2 separate regions of the Mus musculus genome follow, and region 1 is linked to region 2. Evidence: chromatin loops called from intact Hi-C (ENCODE). Cell type or tissue: heart. All regions are shown on one strand.

What was found. A loop is a pair of places that touch in the nucleus more often than their neighbours do. Peaks named below come from ENCODE experiments on the same cell type or tissue, not always from the same donor. Only the 100,000 strongest peaks of a DNase experiment are listed, where the experiment ranks them.
Region 1: it touches region 2 in a loop (5-fold over the local background); 9 of 42 quality-filtered maps call a loop at or near these places.

The regions. Positions count from the first base shown.
Region 1 is chr2:23,064,846-23,072,845 of GRCm38, reverse strand. Acbd5 (acyl-Coenzyme A binding domain containing 5) reads right to left here and starts at 3,774. Exons shown (of 14, transcript NM_001355637.1): 1 at 3,562-3,774; 2 at 3,227-3,395. The coding sequence starts at 3,576. In heart, CTCF peaks have their summits at 3,175, 4,525 and 4,726; DNase peaks (open chromatin) are centred at 3,785 and 4,685; H3K4me3 peaks cover 2,909 bases; H3K27ac peaks cover 2,375 bases.
Region 2 is chr2:23,151,777-23,159,776 of GRCm38, reverse strand. Mastl (microtubule associated serine/threonine kinase-like) reads left to right here and starts at 3,753. Exons shown (of 12, transcript NM_025979.4): 1 at 3,753-4,098. The coding sequence starts at 3,916. Yme1l1 (YME1-like 1 (S. cerevisiae)) reads right to left here and starts at 3,272. Exons shown (of 19, transcript NM_013771.5): 1 at 3,046-3,272. The coding sequence starts at 3,078. In heart, CTCF peaks have their summits at 3,519 and 3,728; DNase peaks (open chromatin) are centred at 3,326 and 3,746; H3K4me3 peaks cover 3,152 bases; H3K27ac peaks cover 1,863 bases.

The sequences.
Region 1 (8,000 bases), 87 kb after region 2:
CATTACTTCTGTCCTAAGGATGTTCCTATGACATAAGCAACAGATGTGTTTAAATTTACATGTCTAATAACTAAGAGTCTATCAATCCTTACATAATTAGGTTTGTTTGTAATTTTATTTTTTCAAAGATTTATTTTATGTATGAATACACTGTAGCTGTCTTCAGACACACCAGAAGAGGTCATTGGATCCCATTACAGATGGCTGTGAGCCACCATGTGGTTACTGGGAATTTTTTTTTTTTAAGATTTATTTTATTATATTTAAGTACACTGTAGCTGTCTTCAGACACACCAGAGAAGGGCATCAGATCCCATTTCAGATGGCTGTGAGCCACCATGTGGTTGCTGGGAATTGAACCCAGGACCTCTGGAAGAGCAGTCAGTGCTCTTAACCACTGAGCCATCTCTACAGCCCTGTAATTTTATTTTTATTTGTGCACTACGATTATAGATATGATCTACCATGCATGGCTTATACTAGTTTATTTATTTAACTGCTTATTTATTTGTATTTCTTTATTTATTGGCAGTATTGGGGACTGAAGCTTGGCCTTCAACATCCTAAGTAAGTGCATGCCAGTACTGGAGGAGGCCAGAAGAAGGCAGTGCACTCCCCAGAGCTGAAGTTATAGGTGGGATGGGCACTGGGAAATAAACTTGGGTCTTCTAAAAAGCAGCAGCACTCTTAACCAAGGAAGCACCTCCCTCACCCTCATTACTGTAAACTATAAATAAAAGTTAGGCAAAAAATAACAACAGCTTCAAGATCTCATTGCAAAATAATTCAAAGCCAACCAAATAATTTAAAATAACTCTGGAAAGACAGCATAAAGGCAGAGCACTTGCTTCGGATGTTGAAAGGCCAAGGTTCAATCCCAAATACTGCCAATAAGTAAAGAAATACAAGTGAACAAGTCACTAAATAAAGTATTACAAGCCATGCATGGTAGAGCACATCCAAAATCCTAGGACTCAGAAGCAGGAACAAGAAAATCTCCCAAATTTGAGGCCAGCTTGAGGTACACAGCAAGTTTTTGTCTAAAAAACAAAATACAAAAAAAAAAACTACAAAGATATTTAGCATCATTGTAGCAGATGTTGTTCAGATATATCAGTTAGCTTTAGGGACAGTGCATTAAGTGCTGACTAGCACACGTGCCTTTTTGTCTTTTTCCACAGGGAGGGGGGTTGTCTCTATTATTGATAGCTTCATGCCTGCTAAATGCCTACTCTGTCATCCAGCCAGGCCTGCCCCCACCCTTTTTTCTTTGAATATTAAACTCAAGGTCCCTGGCAACCTCTATCACTGAGACACAGCACACCACATCTGTTGCAAGGTCCATTTAACAAGTTTATCTTAATTTCTCAATACAAAAAAAAACAAAACAAAAACAAAAAACAAAACAAAACACCTTGGATCTTGCTTTGTAACCCAAACTGGGTAGCCTGCATTCCATTATATATAGATTTCTTAATACATAGAATATAAAATAATGAAGTAGTAAGAATAGAAAGATTGGGTCTAACATCAATTTTCAAAGATATATCAAATGCAGGGCTTAGAGAAGTGAACACACTACTTACATGAAATTCTGAAATCATACCTTCCTATAAATACTCCTAGTGGAACATTTAAAAAATCTCCATATCTGGAGCTGGAGAGGTGGCTCAAGTGTTAAGAGCACTAGCCACTCTTCCAAAGGACCTGCGTTCAAATCTCAGCGCCCACATAACAGTTCATGATCATAACTGTAACTCCAGTTCCAGGGGATCGGACATTCTCACACAGACATACTTGGGGGCAGAACACCAATGTAAATAAAATTTAAAACAATTTTTTTAGTAAATGTCTAATTGAGTTCTTATGCTATTTTCTTTTTTGTTTTTTGAGACAGGTTCTCATTATCCAGATCAGACTGGCCTTGAACTCGTAAGATCCAACTGCCTTTGCCTCTGGAGTCCTGAGATTAAAGGCATCCATCACCACACTGGTCTTATTACTCCTTCCTTCCTTCAGCTTATTTGGACTTACCCTTTAGTCTTCACTGTGTTCTCCTCCAATACAAAGTGAAACATAGACAACACCATGGAGCCTAGAGCTTCTACACAGTAAGCAAGTGATCCACTGCCAAATCAAAGCTCCAGCCCTCCTGATCCTCCAAGAAAGCTGGCATCGCAAAGCAGCCTGTGCCACTGATTCTGAAGGTGTGCAGGAACTAAATAAGGGCTTTGTACATGCCAACACATGCCCTACAAGCTTCCAAAACTATGCCTCCGGAAAATTTCTTACTGGAATGAACTATGCTTACTACTAATTTTTTAGCCAAATGATGATACATGAAAAGTGGGAAGATAGCTGGGCAATGGTGGCACACGCCTTTAATCCCAGCACTTGGGAGGCAGAGGCAGGCGGATTTCTGAGTTCGAGACCAGCCTGGTCTACAAAGTGAGTTCCAGGACAGCCAGGGCTACACGGAGAAACCCTGTCTCGAAAAAAAAAAAAAAAAAAAAAAAAGAAAAAGAAAAGAAAAGTGGGAAGACATTAAATACTATACAAATATAGTAATGTTATGTTTGACTTGGCCTACAAATCTAGCACACACAATAAAAATGCTTAAGATAATTTTAATCTAATTTATTATGAAAAGTAAATCACAATGCAAATGGATATAAAATTTCAAAGTAAAAGTCTCTCTTCCCAAGCTTCTCTATTTAGAACACTGAAAAAAAAATTTAGTGATGGAAAAAAAAATCCTTAACACTGGTCAGACAAAATTATAAAAAGTTTTACAAGCTGTTGCCAGGATACACACAAAGAAAACCGTACCTGACACATCATAGTCAAAATAATCATTTTACACGAGAATATAGTTGTCCTTTCCTTTCCGCTTCATATCAAAGTTTCTGAAGGTTCGGATTACACTTTTGAGTTAGGTAGCACCAGACATCCCTCCCCAGTTTTTGTTTTTGTTTTTTAACTTTCCCAAATCCACAGTCATTAAGTGATAAGACTTGTTCTCAAGAATATAAACTACTTAAAACCTAGATAATACGTCGCCTTTGGCCTCAAAAATCAGCGGTAATTAATTAGCATTCAATACCATTCTTTCAATTACATTTCTTTCAATTACATTTCTTTTAATGACAGAGCGAGAGGGGGCGCTAAATAAGGTAGACTAGAAGCAGCTGGAAAAGGTCTTTTACCTAGAGCCCACTGCACATACCATTTTTCGGCAAACTCTGGATCACCTTCACGGCCGCCTCAAATCTGGTTTCATACACTGACGGTGTGTCCGCCATCTCCAGCTGCCAGCGCCGGCCTCGGTCCCAAGGTCTGTCCGCGGTAATCACACAGCAGCAGCAGCACCAGCTTCCCCAAGAGCCTGCATGAAACTGAACACCGAGCGCAGCAGCGGATTAATGACAGGAGCATAGCTGGTCAATTCCCCTTTGCCTGCCCAATCAAGGCCACATCAACTCAGGTGGCCCGGTTCCTTCCTCCTTCGTGGGGCGTGTCTAAGAGTACATCCCAGCCAACAAAAACAGCCAAACAACTCACCGCGAGGAAGAGCATCTCTAGCAGCAGGCCTTGGAGGTTGAGCCGCCCGTGATAGCGGACCCTTTCTCCCACCCGGAAGATGCCGGCCAACCAATCACACCCCCCATTCCTGAGAAGTTCTGCCGTCGGTGGGCAGCCGCCCCACAGCCCCGCCCCAGAGTCACCGGAGGACCCACTAGCCTCCGCCGCCGCGGCCGCCGTGCAGCAAACCCCACCCACCCGCTCCGCCGCGGTGACGTGCACGGGCTGCGCGTTCTCAGAGGAGGGGAAAAGAGGCTGCAAGGCGCTCCGGCTGGGGTTGGTCTGTGGAGAACCCGGTGCTTGTTTATGTTCGGGCTGAGGACAGCAAGCCTGGTGACGCGCTAGGATTCTATGCCAGGTCCTAAAGGTGGCCCCTGGATACCGCTAGTGTTTAAAGAAAAGAAAAACACAAGAGTCGGTGGTCCTCAATGCCTAGCCTCGGGGTTAAACCGGAGAAGGGAGTGAATCATAAAAGTGGCTTCAAAACTTCTTTTGACATTTACTCTCTGTGACCTAGGAGAAGGCACTTGACCTCTTCTGTGGATATACAACACGCTAAAGGGGAGAAAGGGAGGATTAAGGGCAAGGATGGAAGGGCTTAGCCCTGGCCCCCAAGTCTGGGACAGCTTTCACCGTCTGGCCCCAAGGGTGGCCGCGGAGAGAGCAAAGGTGAGCGGTGGCGGCCTGCTGCGCAACACCTCCACTACCCACTCTCCAGGCCCAGGAGACAGGCACAGCCACGTCCAGCTCCGCCGGAGGCTAGGGATGGAGATGGTCGGTGAACAACGTAATGCCCGCGTTGTAGGCACTTAGGAAGCTCCCCGCAGGCGTAGAGTGCCGTGGCCTGGAAATCTCAAGGACGCCCCGCTGGGAACGTCAGTTTTGTCGGTTTAGGATGGGTTGGGAAGATTACTCGTAAAAATCTAGTTGCGAACTATAAGTCACTCTTCCCTTGGAGCCGCGATGTCGGCATTTACCTTGATATAGCCAAATGACTGGCAAGGCCTGTCCGTTTTGTCTCGACGCCTGCCCCGCACCTTGCCCCCGCGGGCTTATGGGAACTGTAGTCCCCCGGCGCTTCCGGACACCTTCCTCTGTAGGCTGGCGTAGTCCCCCTCCGGTTCCGGTTCGGTTTTTCCTTGTAGCCCACCCTTCCTGTGTGTGGCGGAAGTTCCTTTCTTCCGGATTGCGTTTGGGGCGTCTCCGAAGTACTTCTTAAGCTTCGAGCAGAAAGGAATCCTCTGACATAGCTTGTTTATCTGGGTATTGAGAACAGTGTCGTCTGAAGAGTTCTTTCAGGGCTCATGCGGCCTGTATTCAAAAGTACCCCAGAAACAGTTCCGGACTCACTGATCGTTTAATCAAAAAGACCAAAGGCACTGGAGGAACGCAGGCTTCACTAGAGAACCGCTCCCTAGTACTTCACCGCCTTCATATGTGTGATGTTTGGCAAACGTATGATCTGTTTCAAAAGCACTGTAAGGTGTTGATAGATGAGGAAATGATAGTTGACTTGCCCAAGGTCCTAAAATTTAATGATTTAGCAAGCGAGTGTCAGTCAAATCATAAAACCTGCTATGAATATGTGACTTGTCCTAATCATGTAAAAGGGAAACACAAGTTTTCTAACCTTCTCAACATGAGAACGCTTTGTGTGTTTATCTTTGCCTCACCTACTCTTTTCTTGAACTTGGGTGCTTCTCAGTCACTCCTAGTATACTCAGGTATATATATTCTGAAAAAGTGTTGGGTGTTTATTTTTAATACTTGATTTCGACAACTGCTCATTAGACTTATGTAATGAGCTACCCTACTGGTTCTGTAGATCATTAGTTACTAATGACAGACTAATGACAGCATATTTTGCCAGTGATTGCACTGAATTTATTTATTATAATTTGTTGTTGTTGTTTTCAAGACAGGGTTTCTCTGTATAGCCCTGGCTGTCCTGGAACTCACTCTGTAGACCAGGCTGGCCTCGAACTCAGAAATACACCTGCTTCTGCATCCCGAGTTATGGTGTTTCATCACTGCAATAATAACTCAAACTAACACAGCTGCCTATTACTTGAGAGAAGTTGCACGTAGGATAGTTACCAAGATGTGGAGCAGGAAGTAGAAGAAAATTGTGGGAATTTAACTCATGGGAATAAGTTATAAATGGATAAGAGTAGAAGCTCTGATGTGATATAGTGGAATGACTAGATAATCATGTGTGGTATGTTTCAAAAACTGGAAGGAAAATGTGATGTTTTTATTTCAAAGAAAAAATTCAAGGAGATAGATAGCTCTGGTTAAGAGCACTGACCACTCTTCCAGAAGACCCAGGTTCAATTCCCAGCACCCACATGGTGGCTCACAATGTCTGTAACTGTAGTTTCATGGGCTCTGACACCCTCTTCCTGCTTCCTTAGGTACCAGGCATAGATATACCCAAAACATGTACCCAAAACACTAATACTCATTAAAAAACAATTATTAAAATATTTAAATATCTTGTTTTACAACATTATGAACTAACCAGTACCCCGGAGCTCTTGACTCTAGCTGCATATGTATCAAAAGATGACCTAGTCGGCCATCACTGGAAAGAGAGGCCCATTGGACACGCAAACTTTATATGCCCCAGTACAGGGGAACGCCAGAGCCAAAAAGGGGGAGTGGGTGGGTAGGGGAGTGGGGGTGGGTGGGTATGGGGGACTTTTGGTATAGCATTGGAAATGTAAATGAGCTAAATACCTAATAAAAAATTAAAAAAAAAATTTAAATATCTTGTTTTAAATTGATGTGTTTAACCTAGTTTAAATATTATAGAATGTATGTATATATGTAGATATAAAATATATGATCACATAGACATATACATTTTTCACATATTCCTTAAAGAAATTAATTTTTTTTGAAAGTAATGAGTCAAGGGCCAGTGATATGGCTCAGTGCGTAAAAGTGCTTGCCACCAACTTAACAACCTGAGTTCAGTTTCCAGAACCCACATGTTGGCAGTCAAGAACTAATGCCCAAAAGTTGTACTCTGGCTTACACATACACAAGGGAAACAGAGACATGAGAATCACACCCTTAACTCAGGAGTTCAAACAAGCATTTCCAAAATAGTGAGATTCTCAGCTAAAAATAGAAAGAGAGATGGTGTTGCATGACTTTAATCATAGCACTCAGAGAGACAGTCAAGTTTCTGTGAGTTCAAGGCCAGCCTGGTCTACATGGTGTATTCTTGTACAGTCATATTGACAGACCCTGTCTTTAACACAAAAAAAAAAAAAAAAAAAAAACACCACCAACAACAACAAAACTCTAGAGATTAGTCTCAGTACTTCAGAGCACTGGTTGCTCTTGCAACGGATCCAAGTTTGGTTCCTAGCACTCATGCAGGGGTTAACAACCTCTAGTAACATCAGTTCTTGGGGATCCAATGCCCTCTTCTGACTTCCTCTGGTACCACACAGCCATGTGGGGTATATATCTTGTAGGCAAAACACTCACACTGGTAACAAAGAATAAATACATCTGATTTTTAGAAAAGGTCTTGTTTGGGGTTAGAGAGCTCACTCAACAGTCAAGAACTGCACTGCTCCTCTATAGGACCAAAGGTGAGTCCTGGAGCCCACATTATGGGGCCCACACCCACCAGAAACTCCAGATCCAGGAGATATGACTCCTCTGACCTCTACAGGCACATGCACATGTGTGCAGATACTCACACAACAGGCACACACACATACACATATTGAAAATATTTTTTTTTTTTTTGGTTTTTTGAGACAGGGTTTCTCTGTATAGTCCTGGCTGTCCTGGAACTCACTTTGTAGACCAGACTGGCCTCGAACTCAGAAATCCACCTGCCTCTGTCTCCCAAGTGCTGGGATTAAAGGGGTGCACCACCGCGCCTGGCGAAAATAAATTTTAAAAAAGCAATTTGTAAGCTTTGTTGATTTAACATGTTAAGTCCTGCTGTAATATATTCATGAATGTGATAGATGGAGTCAGTTCCCAAACTGTCTTCTAATTATGTGAAGTTACAATTCTAACTGAAAATTTGATCCCATGAGACACTGTTTAATGTCTTTAAGTATTTTTGTATATTACTTAATTTGCAGTATTCTTCTTTGTTTTTTGTTTTTGTTTGTTTTTGGTTTTTCGAGACAGGGTTTCTCTGTATAGCCCTGGCTGTCCTGGAACTCACTCTGTAGACCAGGTGGACCTCAAACACAGAAATCCCCCTGCCTCTGCCTCCCGAGTGCTGGGATTAAAGGCGTGCGCCACCACTGCCCAGCAATTTGCAGTATTCTTGATTATGCATTGCTATAGATGTTTTATTTTTAAAATACTTTTGGTCTTAAAAACATAAAATGCTACATTTATGTGCCCAACAAAGCACAAATGAATAAAGATTAAGTTTG
Region 2 (8,000 bases):
CAAGGCCAGTCAGGAGGACTACACACTGACACAAAAATTAATTAACTTGAAATACATAGACTTTCATTCTCTAAAGTCTACTTTCTAGAAATTTATTCTAAGGAAGTAATTTGACAAATGATGCACACTAATAAAACAATTTTTTTCAACATAAATTTAAAACAAATGGGAAAAAGCTGGAGAAAACAACTATTAGGGAGGGGGCAAAATAAAGCTTCACAAACATTAAAAGCAAAAGTTCACACCAAGAATTTTCTGATTTTTTGCCACCATCTTGCTCTAAATCCCACTAGCTAATCTGTTTCTGCCCTTCCCCAGCTGTACCACACTACCAGCAAGAGATAAAAGTCACCATCATGAAAGTCTGCTAGGTCATGCTTCTGCTTAAAATCTAACACTTGTAGAACTTGAAAATCTTCTACAGTTTGGTTTTTATATTACCTCACTTCATAACATGTCCCTTCATTCCCTGTGTTAGAAATGGCTCAAAGAACACATGAAAACACTTTCCTTACATTTACCAGCCATAAGAACATCTGAAAGAAGTACATATGGCAAGGCCTGGAAAGAACACCCAGTGGAGGACACCCTCTATGGAGTTACAATGTAAAACCCTTCTGCACAGGAACTCACCACCCAGCGGCTCAACAATTACTGCCTCCAAAAGTGGGAATTACAGTATGATGAAATTATCTGGTCTGACTAGTCCCATTCCAGGACTATTTGCAGATTCAAGTTATCTCGTTAGGACAAACACAAATGTAATCCATGGAGCTTATGAAATCATAAGCTTCATAACTCAAGAAATTCTAAGAATACAACAGAAGCTTGGCACAAGGAAGACTACAAAAATTAAGAATTTCTTTTGTTGTAGCATATTATCCAACTAAAAGATAAACTCCATATGGCAAGTATTTTTTCTACTTTAGTATTCTATGTTGCAACCCATGACAAGTGTGAATACAGAGAATGCTAAATAGGCATTTTTGTTAAGTGAATAAAATAATCGGCTCTGATTATAAACCAAGTCTAATAATTTAACTAATTCAACCCCTGACATTAAAATTAGCCAGTGTTATACTTCTTGCTGTGAACGCAGAGTCCCTTTAAAAATTATGCTTAATTCAGTTTCCACTATAACAGCAGTAAGAGGTGGAAGGCGATTAGCTAGGAAGAATAGCACAGAACTACAAACTGCTCTGTGCTACATGGGGTTGTACAAAACCCACAATAAGCAAGTATATAAGCCATGGAAATCCAGTCTTTACGCCACCAGAGTGGGTTTCCCCCTTGTTCTTTTGCTCTTCTACCATGTTATGCTGTCTACCTCATGATGGTATACTATTCACCATGCTTTCTTCATATAAATTAATATTATATTCAACAGTCTCTATCAGACATCTTTAATTACTAAAACTTCTCCAGACACTGTCATCCTAAAAAAACAGCATTTTCTTGTATCAAGCTGACCAACACAGAAATATCACTTTCCACCATCTCTCCCACTTACACTGAGTGAAATTCTATTACTTCTTTTCTTCTCTACTTTAATTTTTGTGAGACAGGTTGGCTGCCAAATCCTAATCCTCTTGACCCTCTCACCAAGTCTGGAATTAGAGGTGCCACACTAGACAAAGCAATTTCTTTTCCATAATTACTGAATGCCTTTCCTGTGTCAGAGCAACAGCATCCTTAAATCTACAACACTTACACTTTTGCCCTTTCATATTCTCCACACAAGAAGCCAGAGCAAGCCTCCAAATGACAACCTGGTCACAGAAATCAAATGAATCGAACTCTGTAACTGCCTCAAGGCTTCTCTCCAACCTCCCTTTAGCCACTCTGTTCTTGCCACATGGGCCTGACTTTTGTTCCTCACAGGATTTTATATTTATATTTTTCTGTCTGCCTGAAATTCCCGTTTATTTATTTATTTATTTACTTATGGTTTTTCGAGACAGGGTTTCTCTGTGTAGCCCTGACTGTCCTGGAACTTACTTTGTAGACCAAGCTGGCCTTGAACTCAGAGATCCGCCTGCCTCTGCCTCCCAAGTGCTGGAATTAAAGGCGTGCGCCACCACGCCCGGCGAAATATCCGTTTATTGTTCATCTTTATTTCCAGTGACTAGGAGAAATCTACATTTGCTTGGTTCGCTTGCTGCCTAAGTAGCAGCTAAGCAATTCCTTTCTCCATTAGTCTACCAATTCCATAGGAACACAAAAAGAGGCAGGTAGTAAGATGTAACGAACATTTGGGGGGGCAGTCTTTTGAGACAAGTCTCACTATGTAACATCTCTAGATTCTCTGCCTGCCTCCCAAGGAATAATCCTCAAGACAAGTTGATGGTGCATCTGGTGTGATGGTGGTGGGAGCCATGATCCCAACACTTAGGAGGCCAGCCTGGACATAATAAGGACTAGGACAGCAAAGATAGACAATGAAACCTCGCCTCAAAAAATAAAATATAATTAATTAATTAATTAAACATTGTTAACACCTTCCCCCCCAAAAAGAAAACAAATTTTAATGAAACAAGGAAAAATTAACATAATTTGGGTCCTGATTTTTTAAAAAATGTTTAAAATTTAATTGCAAGAATCTAATGATTCAAAAATGTGCACAAGTTAATTCTACCCAGAAAGAAAGAAATTGTGATGCTATTCGAATTATTAGAGTATGTTTGAACTAAATTCGGCTTGAAAGGAAAAAAGGGTAATCAGAAATAGATGGATGGAAAGAACACTGTCTTCTTTACCTTTCTCGCAGATTTCACAAATCCCCATCTCAGACTGTCCAACCCTAAACAGTCCCTGAATTGTCAACAGAAATTCTGTGCAAGCCAGTGGATACGCTATGTGATGTTCACCACGGTTAGTGTCAGGTCATAGTCTCAGCACTGTCCCCTGATCTCCTTTTCAGCCTGCGACTCAAACAGGGTTCGTCGCTTCCCTCACTAATTTTGCTTCAGAAACACCGATTCTACTACAGCATCCGGGGAAAAGTCGCAAAAGGGACGCAGGAAAACGCCTGAATGCTGGGCTCACCTGAGGCTGCACAGTGCTCGACAGGGAGAACATCTCCGGGCCCTCGAGATCTTACCGGCCAGCCGAAACTGCTTCTTAGCTTCAGCTCCGAGGAAAGGGGCTGAGCCCTTTTATTTTCTCTTTATTTCTCTTTGCTTTTCTCCCAGTTTCTCCCTTACTCCTCCCAGAAACGAAAAAATGGCTTCCCCTCCCGACAGCTGCTACGACGACATCTGCCCCGGAAGACCATAGGTACAGTGCTTCCGGAGCAAGCCTCCGCGTTCACCCCGCCCCCGCCCGTCAGCGCTCCGCCTCTTCCGGGGACTCTGTCACTTTGGGGTGGTTTTTCGAGGTTCCTATCACCACCTCCACAATAAATTGGATGTTCTTCTAGTCGCTCCTACTCTGTTTCTGAATTCAGTACGCGGTCAAACGCACTTAACGCTCACCCAGGCTCTCCACATTCTGTGGCTTCGCTAGCTTCCACACATCATCCCTAGCCATTGCTTTACTTAACAGTCGGCCTGGCTTCTAGCTCATGCGGAGGGAGGGAGAACTGCAGATCTTGACTGAGACTCGGAAGGACCCCACCAGACTACATAAAGTCTTAGTCCCTTGCTCATTGGCCAGAATGCACTGCCTCGTCACAAAAACAGCCCGTGTATCCGCGGCTGAGCCCCGCCCAGCGCCCCTTCCGGCAGCGCCGCCGGCTCCGCCTAGCGCTCCGCAGACTGCGCCCAGCAGTGCCGCCGGCCCCCACCCGTCGATGCCTGCTTACAGGGAGCCGGCAGAGCGCAGACGCGCGGTGACGTCACGGGAGGCGTCCGGCGTAGGCGAAACCTTTTGAATCTAGCTGGCGGGAGTTGCTGCTGCAGGGCGAGCTGTGCAGCAATGGAGTCCGCCTCGGCAAGTGAGGAGAATGAAGGAGGTGCGGCGATAGAGGAGTGCGTGAGTAGGATCCCGGTACCAAGACCACCCTCCATTGAGGAGTTCACCATAGTGAAGCCCATTAGCCGTGGTGCATTCGGGAAAGTGTACCTGGGACAGAAAGGCGGCAAGTTGTACGCAGTGAAGGTAGGCAGTCAGAAGCGAGAAGGTCTTAAATGGTCCTCCCTCGCGGACCTCCCTTTTGAGTTGTTGAACAAACTCTGGAGCTGCTGTACCACTAGCCTGGAATGCCCGGCTTACAGAAGCCTGCACAGTCCTGCTTGTTGACTGTGGGCGTTTAGGCAGACTGCAGTGAGCAGGTGTCTGTCCTTTCCCTTGCCCTGCCCTTCTCTGTATACTGAGAATCATTAACCCAGTGAAAATAGCAAAACTTACCCAACTGTGCCCTGGCCATTGTTAACAAATGAGAAAACTGCGACTGAAGGCAGAGGCTTGAAGCCACACCCATGACTCCTGAGTCATGTTTCAAATCAAAACGGCCTTAAGTACTTGTTGGTTATGTTTTCCTTGTTTGACATACATAATAGCCGAAATCTTGCTATCACAAACAAGATTGGTTTGTAGACAGTTCAAATCTCACTCTTACCAAAAGGAAGCTGCATTATATTCGAATTTTCTGTGACACAATTTATATTGTGAAAGTTTTTAATTGTAGTATTATTTATTTAAAGTATCACCGGGATTGTGAGTTTGTTTTGCTTTTTTACTAACTTGAGCTTCACCTGGATTAACTTCGGTACTTTGATTACGTTTGTAATGGTCACTTTCCGATGATGCTTTAATTCCAGCTCTTTGATAAGCAGGAGCAAGTGATGCAAAACCAAAATTTTTGCTTCTCAAGATTTCCATCGTGATACGTAAGCTGTAAGTTCATTTATTATAGAGCAAGTAGAAAGAAATGTGTCCTAAATCAAGCGTTTCTTATCTATATGTGATCGTAAAAACAGTCAGTGTTCACTTAAAATTGTTCTGTCCACCCTAGCTTCTCATTACTACTTTGTAATGAGAACATTACATTGTAAACATGACAAAGGAGGCTACTGGCTGGCTCAGATTCCTGGTACCCAGTGCTTGGAGACTAGCACACAGTTAAGATAAGCAGCCCCTTCACCTGACTACCTAAATGACCTCTTCCTTTGCTTCTTTCCCTTTAATAGTACCAATGTCACCTCTACCCTTCAGGCTAGAAACTTGAGTTGCCCTTATATATTTCATCAATACACCACATACCCTTTGTTCCTGTTGTCCCTCTGGAAAAAAATGTTTTGTTTTTGTTTTGTTTTGCTTTTTTCATTCACAAGTGGATTTCTCCCCACTTACTTGTTCAGTGATGACTTTTGTAAATTAAATAGTATTGAAAACCAGTTTTAGGGGCTGGTGAGATGGCTCAGTGGTTAAGAGCGCCGACTGCTCTTCCAAAGGTCCTGAGTTCAAATCCCAGCAACCACATGGTGGCTCACAACCAGCCTAAACGAAATCTGATGCCCTCTTCTGGAGTGTCTGAAGACAGCTACAGTGTACTTACATATAATAAATAAATGAATTTTTTAAAAAAAAAAAACAGTTTTAAGGAATAGTTCCATAGCCCAAAAAATTACCTTTTTGCCTATTCACAGTACCTCTTCCCTTAATATGTCAGCAGGTAACTACTATCCCTCTTCTCTCTGTTTTCTGTCTCTCTTTGACAGTCCCAAATAGCCTCAGACATATGATGGAACTGAGCATGACAAGCCTTAAATTACTGATACGTATGGCTCCATCCCCTAAGTGAAGCGACTACAGGCATGTACCAACAAGCCCTATGTACCAACTCACCTTCTATCTCTGCAAGATTGCCTTTTCTGGATAGTTCACATAAATGGAATCATACAATGTATGGTCTTTGATGTCTTCTTCTTCTTCTCTTCCTCTTCCTCTCCTTCCTCTTCCTCCTCCTCCTCCTCCTCCTTTTTCATTTGCCTGGTGGTTTGAGGCTCATCGGCTTGAATTTCTGTACTTAGTTGGTTGGAGTAGTTTCCTAACTAGAATCATTAACTTTACTTTAATCCATTCTTTAGGTTGCAGTTTGCAGGCCAAAATCCAGGGTCCTTAAAAATTCAGTCAGATTCCCAATTTTTGGCCCTTGATCTCTACTTTATCTTCCACCTAACCTATATTAAAGCAACATCCAGGCAACTAACTGGTCCCTCAAAGCCATGACTTATTTCCACACCTCAGGACTTAAGTTTATCCTGCTTCCTTCTTAACTGCTTTTGTTCTACCTTTCTAGGCTTTTCAGCCATTGTTTTGTTTTGAGGTTTACTTAATTCCCGGGAAACCTTCTCTGATTTTCCAAACTCAACTCACTGAAATTGTTACTTTGTATGTTGCTGAGATATTTGCTTTTCCTTCTCTTAACACCTCAAGCAGTCATTAATTATTGATACGAAAACACCAGTTAATCTCTCCTGAAAATATTTTGGGTACCTTGGCATGGTACCACCTCATAAGCTTCATAGAGCTTCTGCCAGTGAGATGATAGGTAGAATCATGTTGTTGGCTTGATTTGTTAATCTCTCTTCATTGCTGGGAGAGAGAGACCTGGGGCTTTACCGCTGTTAGGTTAGTGGTCTACCGCTGATCTACATCCCTAGTCTTTCCCTTGGTTTTCATAAGGAAAGGAGGTAAAGCTAAAATGTGTCATGTATTTATCATTTTATTAAATACTTTAATGAGTGCCTTTTTCTTATGGTAGTAATAAACATTCCAGTATTTTTTATTGTTCTTTATGAGTTTCTCATCATGCATGCCAATCCCATATTCCTCTCCCCATCCCTTTATACCCACCTTCCATCATTGCACCAACCCTCCAAAAGAAAACAAACAACATCTCATTGTGGAAGCTGTAGTGTGTCCCACAGTATAGCCTTTTCCCACACTTTTTACTTACAAATGGTCATTTCGAGGACTTTGGCTTCTGCTACACTATCAATATTGGATCTTCACCAGGACCTCTCTTGGATATATCCTGTTGCTGCCCTGTGTCATGGAAATCCTGCAGTTTTTAATCTGTAAGACCAGTCCCTTCACATGCTACAGCAGTTCATAGGTGGTGTAGATGTTGGGGTGAGACAACTCAAAATCCAGATTTGGGTGGTAGCTTAGCTGGTTAGCCCAGCAGCTCTCCCACACCCACATGACCAGGACAGACTCTCCAGCACTGCCCCAAGTAGTGGATAGCTCAACTACTGCCCAGACTGGCAAGAGAACAGAGCCAGCTCTCTCACTCTCAGGCCTTCTGAAGTGGCTTACCCGCCCCACACCACCAGGGCCAGCTCTGTTGTGCTACCCAGGGCTCTCATGGCCTTGGGACCAGCTCTACTGCTTGTTGTAGGTGGCAAGAATTGCAGTTTTTTTTTAAATATATTTCACTAATTCTTTGAGAATTCTATAATCCCAGTGCTACTATGTCATTTAATGCTCCAGTTTTAGCATATAGTTTTGTTTCTAAGCCAGTTTACCTTGAAACTTAAAAGGTGTAATTTGGCCGGATATGATGGCACACACCTGTACTCCCAACACTTGTGAAGTGAATGTGGTAGAATTGGGAATTCAAGGGCAGCCTCAGCTGTATATTAAATTCAAAGCCAGCCTCAGATACATAAGGATGGTGATATAGTTAAGATGTTTCTGTAAGGCAGAATTTAATTTGTGAGTTTTTTTTTAAGATTAGAATCTTGTTCTGTGGTCCAGGCTTGCCTCAGCCTCCCAAATACTGATATTACAGTCTTCTGCCAGAATGACCATTTCTCATCATTCATGAAATAAACAGGCTTCCAACCTTAAAAATGGGGTAGATTTCTTTATGCATTAGCATTTTGGCTGACTATATATATATGTGTACCATGTGTATGTCTGGTACACAAGGAGGCTTTAAGAGGATGTTGGATTCCCTGGAAGTAGAGTTACAAATGGTTGTGAGACACCATATAGGTGCTGGGAACTAAATTCAGGTCCTCTATAAAAGCAAGGTATTTTAAGCATTCAGC